Regions from separate parts of the Homo sapiens genome. Here region 2 is linked to region 1. Evidence: chromatin loops called from intact Hi-C (ENCODE). Cell type or tissue: lower leg skin. All regions are shown on one strand. Links, peaks and the distances in the headings refer to the core of each region. The heading gives the core; the rest is flanking DNA. Region 1 overlaps PRKCB (protein kinase C beta). Region 2 holds the start of CACNG3 (calcium voltage-gated channel auxiliary subunit gamma 3).

Region 1 (6,895 bases), core at 1,443-3,942:
CCATGCACTGCCTTAGGGACTAGAGGCGGGTGCTCAAATTCTTTTTTTTTTTTTTAGAAGGAGAGACAGGGTCTCGCTCTGTCGCCCAGCCTAGAGTGCAGTAGCGAGATCATAGCTCACCGCAGCCACCAACTCCTGGGCTCAAGTCATCTTCCCGCCTCAGCCTCCCAAGTAGCTGGGACTACAGGTGCATGCCTCCATGTCCAGCTAATTTGTATTTTATTTTATTTTATTTTATTTATTTATTTTTTGAGATGGAGTCTCACTCTGTCACCCAGGCTGGAGTGCGGTGGCACAATCTCAGCTCACTGCAACTTCTGCCTCCCGGGTTCAAGCGATTCTCCTGCCTCAGCCTCCTGAGCAGTTGGGACTGCAGACACGCACCACCACGCCCAGCTAATTTTTTTTTTGTATTTTTAGTAGAGATGAGGTTTCACTATGTTGACCAGGCTGGTCTCGAACGCCTGACCTTGTGATCCACCCACCTCAGACTCCCCAAGTGCTGGGATTACAGGCATGAGCCACCGCACCCTGCCTACCCAGCTAATTTTTAAGACTTTTTTTCTCACTGTGTTGCTGAGGCTGGTCTCAAACTTGTGGCCTCAACTGATGATCCTGCTTCAGCCTCCTGAGTAACTGGGACCATAGCCACATGCTACCACACCAGGCTCAGATTTTTCAAGGCTCTGTTTTCTCCTTTGTAAAATGAGAAAAACAAAATGACTGCCCCCACTGGGTGGTTTTGGGGCCTAAACACACTGACCTTGCATGATGTCCTTCAGATACTCCTGGGATCTAAATTTCCATGCACTTAGAAAGAAACCAAGCCCACCATGGGGCTCACAAAGCCTAACTGGCTGTCCCTGCCTTTCCTCCAGCGTCACCCACCCCTCCCCATCCCGAGGCTCCAGTCACACCCACTGGCTGTCAGTTCCTGTCACTCACAAGCCTGCTGCTTCACTCTTCCCTCTGGCCTCTGCCTCTGCCGCTCCCTCTGCCTGGTATACTCTTCCCTGGAATTTTCAGCAAGCTGGCTCCCTCCTGCTGGTCCCTGAGGTCTCAACTAAATGCCATTATCCCTGCTAATCACACTCAGCCCACTGGCCACCCTCTATCACATCATGCCGCTTTATTTTATTTCCTTGATAGTGTTCCTTGTTTTCTCAAAGTGTTTTGTTTGCTTCCTCTTCATCTCCCATCATTAGAAAGAAGGCAGAGGCCATGAGCACAGGGGCCTTGCCTGTAAGCAGTGCCCAGCACATGGGAGGCCCCCAACAAATACTTGTTGGAGGAGTGGGAAAGGCAGGATTCAAACCCAGGCCTGACTCCAAAGCCCATGCAAAACCTTTGTAATCATAGACCACATTGGCCTAAAATTAGCAGAGACGTGCAGCAAGCCATCCAGAAAAGCAACACAGAGGCTAATGACTAGGAAGCTCCCCAGAGACATGCCTTCACCTTCCAGGTGGTAGAGGACAAAGGCAAAGCAGGGAAGAAAGAAAGGCTCTGGGTCACTTTACACAAATGGCTCAAGCCAGAAGCTCATGCTGCACCAGGCCAGGACATGCAGGTAGGTGCAGGTCACCAATGAAAGAGGATTCCAGCCCTGGCGGGACTGACACCCGAGCTTCATGACTGGTAAGATGCCATGGCCAACGCGGGGCTGGAGGTTCACATCACCCCTGGCACATCCACCTGTGGTGGTCTGCGCAGGAGCCAAGCGCAGGTAAGGCCTGCCATCTAGTGGAAAAGACACATTCTTCCCGTCTCACTGCGATCCTCTGCAGCAGGGCTGCTCGAATGTTACAGTGCATCCCCAGGGGATGTTGTTAAATTGCAGATTCTGATTCAGCAGGCCTGGAGGGGAAGCTGAGATCCCGAATTGCTAACGAGCTCCCAGGTAATGCCGATGGGATGCAGCTGGTCCCCAGACCACACCCAGAGCAGCCAGGGCCCACAGTGATTTCTGGAAAAAAAAATTAGCTTCAACTGAAACTGAGGGTTGGGAAGCCACAGCCCATGGGAAACAGGATTGAAGTTTAAGTCAAAGAACTCAGACTTGGAGGTGGGGTGGGCCTGGGAGGGCAGGGGGCAGTTTAGCGTAGACCTGCCAGGCGAGAGGCACAGAGAAGAGGAGGTGGTTCCCAGAACATATGCGACTCAGCAAGGATGATGCCAGCGACCTTGCTGAAAGAAGGCAAAAAACATCAAACACCATGAAACTCGGAGAACAGGCCCAGCTCACAAGGCAGATGCTACACAAGATGGAAGCTAGTGACAATAAAAACTCAAAAATACCCAGACAGGGCCTGGGCCCAGCTCTGCTCAAGCTGAGAACCACCCAACAACCCTCCTCAAGCAACCAACACCCCATCATTTGGGGCATTATCCATTCATTTTTTTTTTCTGCTATTGTTGTTGAGACAATTTATTTCTGTTCATTTTTCCTATTTGGAGATTTTTCTGTTTTTATTTTTCAAAAATTGCGGAAATGATATGTATTGCAATCAACCTGTGAAACGTAATGAAAACTACAGAGACACAACACAATCCCCCTCACCGCCACAGCCTCTTCACTCCCAATCCTGCTGCGATCCCAGTGTTTACAACCTGGTTGGTATCCTTCCACACCTTTCTTCACACACAGGTTATAAAATATACAGACAAAACTTCACACATAGGAGGTGTCTGTTGCTGTTGCTTATTTCTTCAAAATGAGATCATACTAAATATATTTTTACGCAACCTAACCCTTTCACTTAACCATAGATGTTCCTCTAGTTCAAGGACTGCCAAATGTTTTCAGTAAAGGCCAGAGAACAAATATTTTACATTTTGCAGATTGTACAAGCTTTGTCACAACTACGCAGTGAACTCTGCCATTGTATCACAAGAGCAGCCATAGATAATATATAAATGAATGGATGTGGCTGTGTTCCAATAAAACTTTATTTATAAAAACAGGCAGCAGGCCAGTTTGGCAACCTCTGCTTTACACCAATATCTGTAGCTCTAACCCATTGGTGTTTTGTTTTTAGTTATTTAGAATTTTTATCACAAACTTTTAAATAATAAAAGTATAGGAAGTATAATATACCTATAGAAAAGTGTATAAATCATAATCTTACAGCTTGAATTCTCACAAAGGAAATTCACCTGTGTAACCAGTTCCCATGTCAAAAATTATACTCATTTTCTCATTTTAATTCAGTCTTTTCTTTTCTTTTTTTTGAGACAGAGTCTTACTCTATCACCCAGGCTGTAGTGCATGAATGACCTGATCTCTGTTCACTGCAAACTCCACCTGCAGGGTTCAAGTGATTCTCGTGTCTCACCCTCCAGAGCAGGTGGGATTACAGGCATGCACCACCATACCCAGCTAATTTTTTGGATTTTTTTTAGTAGAGACGGGGTTTCACCATGTTGGCCAGACTGGTTTGGAACTCCTGGCCTCAAGTGATCCACCCTCCTCAGCCTCCCAAAGTGCTGGGATTACAGGTGTGAGCCACCGCGCCTGGCCTAATTCAATGCTTTCAACAACTACCTAGTATCACATAAAATGGGTACCCCTTCATTAGGCTGATGTTTTCTTTGCATCTCAAAGAAAACATCAATAAACATGCTTGTTCTAGATTTTATTTCTTTGCACGCTGGTGTTTCATTTTAAGAGAATAGATTCCCTAAAGGAAAACGTGAGAGTCAAAATGTTCATATGTATACATATTTTAATAGACATTGCTGGACCACTGTCCCCAAAGGCAGTCACAAGTCACAGCCCTGCAGGTCCCAGCAGTGCCCACTTCAATGCAATTCCCTAGACATTTGGGAGCAATGACCGCGCCCAGCACATCCTGAAGGCCTCAGACGCTGGCCTGGCCTTGATAATTCTCATGAGACTTAAATGACCAGGGAAGAAGAGAAGGAACACTGAATAGCAAGACGTCAGCTTCCCTACATCTCCTTAGGTCCAGTATCCCAAAACTTCAGTGCCTGAGACACTCACCTCAACCTAACAAGCTGATAGGCTTTGAAGGAAGGATGGGCAAGAGACCCTTCCCCTGGCCTCATGGGGTGTGCAGACAACTATCAGTAATACACTGAGAAAGATGATAGATGTTCCATAGACAGATATGATTTAACTGAACTTCTTCATTACAACAATACTAAAAAAAAAGCAAAATAAAGCAGGTGTATTGAGTTTTTAAAGGCATTTTGCTCTTCAATGAATACATAACAAAAAATTGTAAACAAGAATTTCCAATTTTCAAAGTTTCTACTTTACTGCATTATAACTCCTCAAAAAACAAACAAAAAAAATTGAACAACTATTAAGTTTCATGTCATCTAAGGGATTTTAGGTATAATAGACATCCCAATAGCCAGAGCTCATGAGTATGAGTGCAGTGTGTGGGGACATAAAGGCATTTCTCTGGTTCATACCTTCCCTTGGATCCTCAACAGCAGCTGTGACATCAAAAAAGAGAATTAATTTGATAAGGGTTAGAATGACAGTCATATGCATTTGTCAAAACTCAGCCATTGTACACTTAAGACATCACCGGGCACAGTGGCTCACATCTATAATCCCAGCGCTTTGGGAGGCCAAAGTGGGAGGATTGCTTGAACCATGGAGTTCAAGACCAGCCTAGGCAACATGGCAAAACCCCATCTCTACAAAACTACAAAAATTAGCTGAGTGTGGTGGCTCATGCCTGTAGTCCCAGCTACTTTGTAGGCTGAGGTGGGAGAATCAATTGAGCCTGGGAGGTCGAGGCTGCAGTAAGCCGTGATTACGCCACTACACTCCAGCTTGGGTGACAAAGTGAGACTGTCTCAAAAAAAAAAAAAATTTTGTATGTATCATTGTATGTACATTTCACCTCAAAAGTTAAAAAAAAAAAAGAAACCCTACAAGTAAATTTTGAATTCTATTGATGTTGGGCATGCTGAAGTGTTTGGGGGAAATCGAATTGGTGTCTGCAGTTTACTTTGAAATGTGTCAAAAATAAGACAGATTGATGGATGGAGAGCGAGATAGTTGGAAATGTGATTAAGCAAGTGTGGAAACGTTAACGACAGAATATAGGTGGTGGATAAATGAGTGTTTGCTGTAAAATTCTTTCAACTTAGTTCAAAATAAAGACTTGGGAAAAAATTACAAACCAATAATGTAAAAGGGAAGGGAGATCTACCAGAACTGGGCCCTATCTGTGTGTGACCTGAAGAAGTAACCTTTCTCTGGACCTCAGTGAGCGTAGCTGGTCTCTGCTGCACCTTCCATTATGAGCAATGACAGTACTGTGGTTTCACAAATTGGGGCATCTCCTGAGAGAGCCTCCGAGGAGGAATGGCTTTGAAGGCAGAGACTGCCCCCTAGTGGGCCCTCGCGGCCTAGTTTATAATAATTTTCTGTCTGCAATTGACGCATGGCTGGGCAATATTACACAAACCCCCATGACACAAGTTTACCTATATAACAAACCTGCACACGTACCCCCCCACCAAAGTTCAAATAAAAGTTAAACAAAAATAAATATTAAGCTATCTGGATTTTTTTTTCTTGTTTACATTGCCCTTTTTCTTCCCAATTCTTTTTTTTTTTTTTTTCCAAGATGGAGTCTCACTCTGTTACCCAGGCTGGAGTGCTGTGATGCAATCTCAGCTCACTGCAACCTCTGCCTCCTGGGTCCAAGCGATTCTCCTGTCTCAGCCTCCTGAGTAGCTGGGATTACAGGCATCCACCACCACACCTGGCTAATTTTTGTATTTTTAGTAGAGACAGGGTTTTGTCACGTTGGTCTTGAACTCCTGACTGTAGGTGATACAGCCGCCTCAGCCTCCCAAAATGCTGGGATTACCGACGTGAGCCACCACACTCAGCCTCTTTGGTACTCTTTTTCTTTTGATGTGTGGATGTCAGATCTTAAGAAGGATTTAAATATCACAATATTGGGAGTACCTAAGGCTGTCAGGGAGATGTTTCAGTCTAAAAAGTTTCTGTATAACACAATATAATGGTAAGAATATAGAATGGGAGTTCCAAAGAGAAACATTTAAAAAAAAAAAGGTTCTTTCTGCTTTCTTTAAGAACACTCCCAACTTTTGGGAGATAGATATGAGGATGGACATGGCTAAGCATTTGGAGGTGGCTGTAATGTAGATGGGAGTATAAATAATAGATGTCAGTTGTTATGTTGATAGGTAGATACTGAATTGAAAAAGCATTGAATAAGATATTGTTAGCTGGGTGCGGTGGCTCACGCCTGTAATCCCAGCCCTTTGGGAGGCTGAGGTGGGCAAATCATGAGGTCAGGAGATCGAGACCATCCTGGCTAACACAGTGAAACTCCATCTCTACCAAAAATACAAAAAAAAATTAGCCGGCCATGGTGGCATGCGCCTGTAGTCGCAGCTACTCGGGAGGCTGAGGCAGGAGAATGGCTTGAACCTGGGAGGGGGAGGTTGCAGTGAGCTGAGATTGCACCACTGCACTCCAGCCTGGGTGACAGCAAGACTCTGTCACACACACACAAAAAAAATTATTGTTGCATGTATGAACACGCAGGCTTCACAAACCTTGGGAGCATTTTACAACTCTGATCTGGACATTGTATTGCCTGATCTCATGACACCTATGGGCATCATGATGTCAATACGGTTTCCTGGGATACTACAAATCCCACTGCTCCATGTCTTTTCTACATTGTCCAGGGAACAAGGGTGGTCATGACTCCAACAAGCGGGTCTCAGTCCCAGTAACATTTGCTGTTGACGTTGGACCTGGTACTTAAGATTTTCTGCATGTTCTACCTCCCATGAGAATAATGGTATAAATTGGACAATCCGTTGACCTTCATTTCCTGACTTTAGGAGGCACTGATCTGGGGACCATCAG
Region 2 (6,895 bases), core at 451-2,950, 210 kb before region 1:
CTTTCATTCCTCAGGAGCGTGGTAAAGACGAGGGTCCGTGCAGGGCATGGCTCCGGAGCCTGGAGCTGCCAGCTCGGTTTGAGATGCGCCTGGCTTCTCACAGCCCCGGGAGACTCAAGGCAAAGAAACCCAGAGAGGTCTCTGTGTGAGTGTGTGTGTGTGTGTGTGTGCGTGCGTGCGTGTGTGTGCGAGCGCGTGTGCTGGGGGTGAGGGCGGATGGCAAAAAATAGCACTGCTGGGAGGCGAGCCGCTGAGAAGAGTGTTCACTGCTTCCACAGCCTCGCAGGAAAGCTCTCCGCCTGCTCCCGACACCCCCGCTCAAACTGGAGAAAAGACAGAGTCCTGGGGCGGGGGCCGGCTGGTTTCCCTGGGGGCGCCAAGGTCCGTGGTGCTGAAGGGACAGCTCCCCGCCTGTTGCCCCGCCTCCGTCGTCTTAACGCCTAGGCTTTAAGGTCCGTGGTGCCGAAGGGACAGCTCCCTCATGCAGCTGCACACCGCCGCCCGGGCTAGAAACCCGGGGTGCTAAAGGGTCTTTCTTCCCTCACCCCGCCCTTCCCCCGTTCCTTCCCGGGTCAGCCAGCCGGCTCGGCTCTGCCCAGTCAAGCCCACTCTCCGCGCAAAGTTTCTGGAGCCGAGGACAGTCAGCGCCCTGGCTCCTGGGCGCTGCAGCACGACCCGGTTCCTCCGCTCTAGGAAGGGTTAAGGAAAGGGGAAGGGGAGCGAAGCCCGTAGCGCACTCTGGCGCTCCCTCAGCACCCACCCAACGCGGCATTCTTCAATCCTCCCTTTCACCCCATGAGCCAGGCAAGTTTGCCTTTTGCTGCGGGCACCACTGGAGCCCATTGGGGAAAAAGAAGACCCGAAAGACCGAGTCTTCTTAAAGGCACCGGCAGCTCTGGAGACGGCTCTATGGCTCGCTTAGGCGGGCAAAAAGTGTTGTCACAATCACATCTGTGTAGAGTCTGTCTCAATTTGGTTCCCCAGCAAACAAACCAATATGTCTACCCTCCTTTCTCTGGAGCTCTGGTTTACACCGAAGACAACCCGCTCAGATCAGACCCGGAACTGTTCATATATACATGATCATGTATTCCTAAAAGATGGAAGAAGCTAAATATACATAGACTCTGTCATACACATATTAGGGACCTTGGGCAAAAGACTATAAGATTTTGGCCTTTGAATATGCCTTTTATACATTTTAACATATCTACATCGAAGGGGGTGATGGATTCATGGTGGGAGAGTCACTGAAAATGTCAGATTTTGTTCAAAGGTCTCTGAGATATCATTTGTTAACATTGTTATCTAAGTGAGACCATGAAGCAGGTGAAGTTAGGTCTGCTTTGCTTGTTAGTCCAAAGGGCAAATGGCATTGCACACCTGAAAGCTCTCTTCCTTGGAAATAGCCAGTATTGCAAAGGACCAGCATTTAACCAGCTTTTTATTACTATGTATTCCGGCATATGCATGGGCACACACCGAGTTGACTAGAAACAGCCCACAGAAATGCCCTTATTATTTTTTTTCTTATGGCATCCTGGGACTGATATCCAGAGGTCAGATAGTTGGAAATGAGGTTGCTTGGGTTGTTTCCACAGTTCCTGAGATGTGTCCGCAACCAACTGTCATGTTTGAATGTTATTTAGCTGGACAGAAATATAACGGGAGGTAATCGCAGACAAACATACTCCCCTGGTGCCATCTCTGGCTGCCTGGGAACTTCTATTCAGGTGACTGGGTAGCAGGAATATATTGAAGGGTTCGCAAATGCAGCTCACAACTTCTTGGTGACTTTGCTACTTTCATTTTGGTGTTAAGACTGAAGACTTTATTCTTGGTGTTAGATAAATACTCATGTGCAGGAGGAAGTTTGAATATATAGCTGTGGAGTGATTGTGTTTGAATGCTCACCTGTGCTATGTTCAGTTTAGTTATAAATTCTGAATGCCTGTGAATCCGTCATAGAAGTAAAGCAAGTATGTAAATGTATGTTTGTACCTGCAGACAGTGTTATGGACCATGTGAACATATTTGCTGCAAATGCCTAGCATTTTTGCTATGCATATGCATACATATTTGCACATGTATGTGTATGCATGCACGTGTGTAGGTATAGTATAGATTTGAATATGTAGGTGTGTATACCTATGAGCATTTAGTTGCATATGCATGTGTCGTGGTTCAAAAACACTGATTTATGGACAGGAGGTAGAAATACTGAAATCTTGCCACATAATCCACAATGGAATGGATAAACTTGGGGCCAGCACCACAGCCGTACTCCAGAAGAATGACAGAAGATAGTAGGGAGAGGATACACGAGGGCCCCTACAAGTTTCTTAGTGTCATTTTCTTTCCTGAAATGAAAATTTGCATCTTAATAAAAATATCCTGCCTTGATTGTTATTACCTTTCTTTTTTAAGGGAAAGCCATATGTAACATGGAGGTGAGGTTGGTATTTCTTGGGAGGGATTAATTCAGTTAGCAAAAATTTCTCTCCCCACTCTCAGAAAGGTAAATAAGATGAAATAATTACTAATGATCAAAGCAGTCATTTCAGGATCTGTTTGATTCTTCTCTTGCTTGGATAGAAGTGAGAAAGGTCTTCTTTCAAAGAAGGACCATGTTGATGAAAGGTGAGTGAGCTTCGGGCTAAGGGACAGTATGCCCCAATCTCTCCATTTACCAGACCCACAGTGGAACAGCAGCATCTTCATCTCCACCCACTTAGCTCTACAACAGAAGCGCAGACAAGCAGAGTATGGTGCCCAGGAGCCTAGCAGAAGGATAGTTGGGGGAAAAGGATCAGGAGCTCAGGTAGATGAAGGTAACAATTATGGGTCAGGATGCACCCAGTTTTGCTGAATAAGAGAAAGGGATACATGTGATAAAACTGGAGCTTTGTCCTGAGCCTCTGACTTGGTGAGGCAGGCTCATTCTTTGGAATTGCTGTCCAGGGCCAACCTGATCACTGTGGGAAGTCCCGAGCCTGCATGTGGAGCAAGTCAGAACAACTGAACGGAGTGGGAGTGTGGAGGCAGGGAGGCCGCAGTTTGTTCCCTATCATGCCTCCCAACTTACTAGGGGGTGACCTCATCCTTTCATTCAATTGAATGTGTAGGTGTGTGGACCTGGGCGCGTAGAATCTGCTTGTAAGGCTAGAGATCGTTCCTCATTTTCACCACTAGAGGGCTCTTTCAACAGATCAATGAGGGACCCAAGAGATTCAGAGCTCTCTCCAGGGCGGGCTGGAGCTAGACTCTTGTCTACTAATAGCCCTTTCTGATCCCACTTATCTGGCAGAAGACTAGGAGACATTCAGACATCTTGCAACTGATGTCTGATTCTCTTATTAAGACTTTTGTTTTCTTCTATTGGGCTGTCAGCTAGTGAAGTAGTTGGCACGGTGTATCTATTTATGCTTTTTCCTGTCCATCTTCTCATAACATCTGGAGGGGTCAGTGATCCCTGTAAATGGTTGTGTCATTTAGGAAGGAGTACTCTCAGTTGCTTCAATTCAACAGATGCTTTTCGAGTGCCTACTATGTGCAAGGCATTCCCCTATGTGCTCAGCACCTTGGAGAATACAAAGATATGATTCCCATCCCCCAGGGAGAAGATTATGCAGTTGGGAATATTTTATTAGTGAGTTCACTTTGACTGTAAATGGCAAAAACTTACCAGAGCTAGCTTAAGAAAATGGGGAATTTAGTACAAGAATATGACGATGTTTCAAGGAACCACAGGGCAGAGGTTCAATCAGGCCTTGGCAGGGAGCTGGAACCAGCAAAAAAAAAAAAAAAAAAAAAAAAAAAAATGCCATCAGGAGTCTTGACAGTCACTTCATTTTGCATCTCTGCCTCTTTTCATATTTTTAGTTGAAAAATTGTTTTGCTTCATCTATTCTTTGATCCTTGAAATAGAAGCTAGATTTTGAGTTCTTATGTCATCTCTATTTAAGAAACCCACCCAGACTAAACTGGGAAGTTTTAGTCCTAATTCAAAATTTCCGGGAGAGACAACCTGATCAGCCTAGCTTATGTTGCTTGCCACTTCCTGGTCCATGCAGCTGTGGCCAACGATTCAGGGTCATGTACTATAAACGCAGCCATCAGGACCAGCCCCTGTGAGTTGTGGGAGGATAGTTCTTAGAAAAGGGGGAAATTCTGTGATACCTCAGAAGACTTCTGTGAAAAGTCTATGTGATCTACTTGTGGCACCACTCCAGTGATGTCCATGGGATCAGCAGTAAAATGTGACCACGAAGGAGAAGACAACATGGCAGGATATGGGGCTTAGAAGATATTGGACCCCAACTAACCTGGGTGTCAGTGGTACCAAACCAGCTTTACCTTTTGTCAGAAGAGAATGGAGCATCATCAGTTAGAAGAGAAAAAGTCTTCAGAGGTAAAGGCACCCACATGTGTGTAAGTCAAGGAGATGATGAAAACCAGGCACACATGGACTAAAGAGTGTCATCCCCGCCATCTTGAATTCTCTCTTGATGTTCACACATAGCCTTGTTATGAGTTTTCTACTTTTAGATTCAACCTATAGAAAAAAGCATTAAAAACCAAATATGCTTACAAAACATTCACACATCATTATTTCAACTTCAGTCTTGTTAACCTTCTTTCAGTATTCTCTCTCTTTCTCTATTCTCTATTCTCTCTTCTTTCTCTATTCTCTCTTTGAACCCAATTACATGAAGTTATGTTTCTACTCTCTAGACAGTGATAGAAATTGGAGGTAGAAGGAGGGGAATGGTAGGATGTAACATCCTGATATTATTATACAAAGAGAATAGACAAGATATACTTCTAGAGTTGATAAAAGGAGATCTAGAGTATCTGGTATGTCATTGAAAATTAAAGATAACCAATATAAAAATAAAAATATTCTAATCTATATTTGGAGAAGAGAAGAAGAGAGGTTGAGGTGAAATGAACTAAAATAAAATGAAATGAGTAATGAGAATGAACAGGATGGGACCAGAACAGTTGTTTTTCACTACAGCCACTTCTATCTGATTTTAAAAATCTTATACATGTATGTTTTGATAAAAGTTTAAAGTTAATTCAAAAATAAATAAAAACAGTAAGCACTGTGCCACCTGTCCTTCTCCTCCAACTACCTCCTATTTTATTGATACAGAAATGCCAGGTGTTTCCTGTGACTCACCCATTGATTTCCTGTGCTGAGAATGCTCTTCCCTGAATATACTTTATATGTAAGAAACATTTATTTTAAAATAATTTTGAATTTACACACAAATTGCTGCCACTAGATATTGTCATGGTTCAATCCCTCACTTCATTCATACCTCAGCTCAAATGTCACCTTCTTAGAGAATTCTTTAACTGCTCTATCTAAAAATAACACCCCATACTTCTCTCTATACTCTCACTCTGCTTTTTCTTCATAGCATTTATCAATATCTGACATTATACTGTATATATGTACATATATGCTTTTGTGCTTATTGTCATCTTCCCAACTAAAGCCAAATAACTCCATGAGAACAGGTGCATTGTCTTGTTCAAATCTAAATTATCAGACCCTAGAATAGTGCTCAGGATATAGTAGGCATTTAAATAGTATTTGTTTAATCAACTAACTGCATAAGTAATTATTAAGATTTACACCTGTGACAGGCACTGATGAGCAAATAACAAGCAGGAAAGAGATTGCTCTTGATCACTTGAAACTCTTAGTCTCATGAAGAGGACAGAGACAATTGGACCAATAAGAGCAATTGCAGGCCAGATGCAGTGGCTTGTGCTTGTAATCCCAGCACTTTGCTAGGCTGAGGTGGGAGAATCACTTAAGGCCAGGAGTTTGAGACCAGCCTGGGCAACATAGTGAGACCTTGTCTCTCCAAAAATAAATAAATAAATAAATAAAATTAGAATTAGCCAGGCATGGTAGTGAACACCTGTAATCCAAGCCGCTCAAGAGACTGAGGCAGGAGAGTCCTTTGAGCCTGGGAGTTCAAGACTGCAGTGAGCCATGATGGTGCCACTGCACTCCAGCCTGGGCAATAGAGTGAGACCCTGTCTCAAAGAAGAAGAGGAGGAGGAGGAGGAGGAGGAGAAGGAGGAGGAAAAAGAAGAAGAAGGAGAAGAAGAGGAAGAAGAAGAAGAAGAAGAAGAAGAAGAAGAAGAAGAAGAAGAAGAAGAAGAAGAAGAAGAAGAAGAAGATGTTGTTGTTGGTACACCACTCTTCAGATTCTCTTTACTGAATTGATTCATTTATACACCTCTAGCCCTGACCTTTCTAACCCACAGCTGCCCCTTCCAGGGATAATTGGTCTCAGCTGATGGGAGCTGCCTCTCCCGAGGAATTAGAGCCCTTCTCCCTGCAGTCAGATACAAGGGTGCAAAAGTCTGGCCTCTTCCCAGAGGCAGGGACAACTCTGAGATACAATTTATGCTCTAGAGTCTTCCGATGATCAGGCCAAGACTACCACATCCTCGTTGGGCTTCATCTCCATCCTCTATGGTTGCCAAACCATAGTGTGCATTAGAGTCGCTTAGAAGGCTTGTTGAATGAGACATTATTGGGCTCCACCCTCAAAGTTTCCAAGGTGGGTGGTGCTTGAAGATGTTCATTTTCAGCAAGTTCTCAAGAGGTATTAATACTGCTCTTTAGGAAACCACAACTGGAGAATCATTGCCTTTTCTTATGCTTGTTCCCATACTCCCTTGGGGTTTTTCCTAAAGGTTACTTTCTCAATAAGTCTTTTGCATCCAAATGTCTGCCTTAGGCTCTGCTTCTAGGGAATGCTACCTAAGACAACAAGGAGGAATAGTAAGGAACTACATTCCCAAACAGTTCCCAAGCTTGATACATAGCAACCTGAGACTATTAAATCCCTAAACAGCTAAACTC

Evidence for each region. Peaks named below come from ENCODE experiments on the same cell type or tissue, not always from the same donor. Only the 100,000 strongest peaks of a DNase experiment are listed, where the experiment ranks them.
Region 2: it touches region 1 in a loop (3-fold over the local background); 63 of 110 quality-filtered maps call a loop at or near these places.

Annotation. Positions count from the first base shown.
Region 1 is chr16:24,040,698-24,047,592 of GRCh38, reverse strand. All of the region lies in intron 5 of PRKCB (protein kinase C beta), which reads right to left. Among named protein-coding and RNA genes, the nearest start is that of MIR1273H, 160 kb to the left of the region's middle. In lower leg skin, for the core only: no CTCF peak of the experiment used is centred there; no DNase peak of the experiment used is centred there.
Region 2 is chr16:24,249,593-24,256,487 of GRCh38, reverse strand. CACNG3 (calcium voltage-gated channel auxiliary subunit gamma 3) reads right to left here and starts at 153. Exons shown (of 4, transcript NM_006539.4): 1 at 1-153. LINC02194 (long intergenic non-protein coding RNA 2194) reads right to left here. Exons shown (of 4, transcript NR_146569.1): 3 at 4,357-4,555; 4 at 3,628-3,781. RefSeq lists an enhancer at 1-405. In lower leg skin, for the core only: no CTCF peak of the experiment used is centred there; no DNase peak of the experiment used is centred there.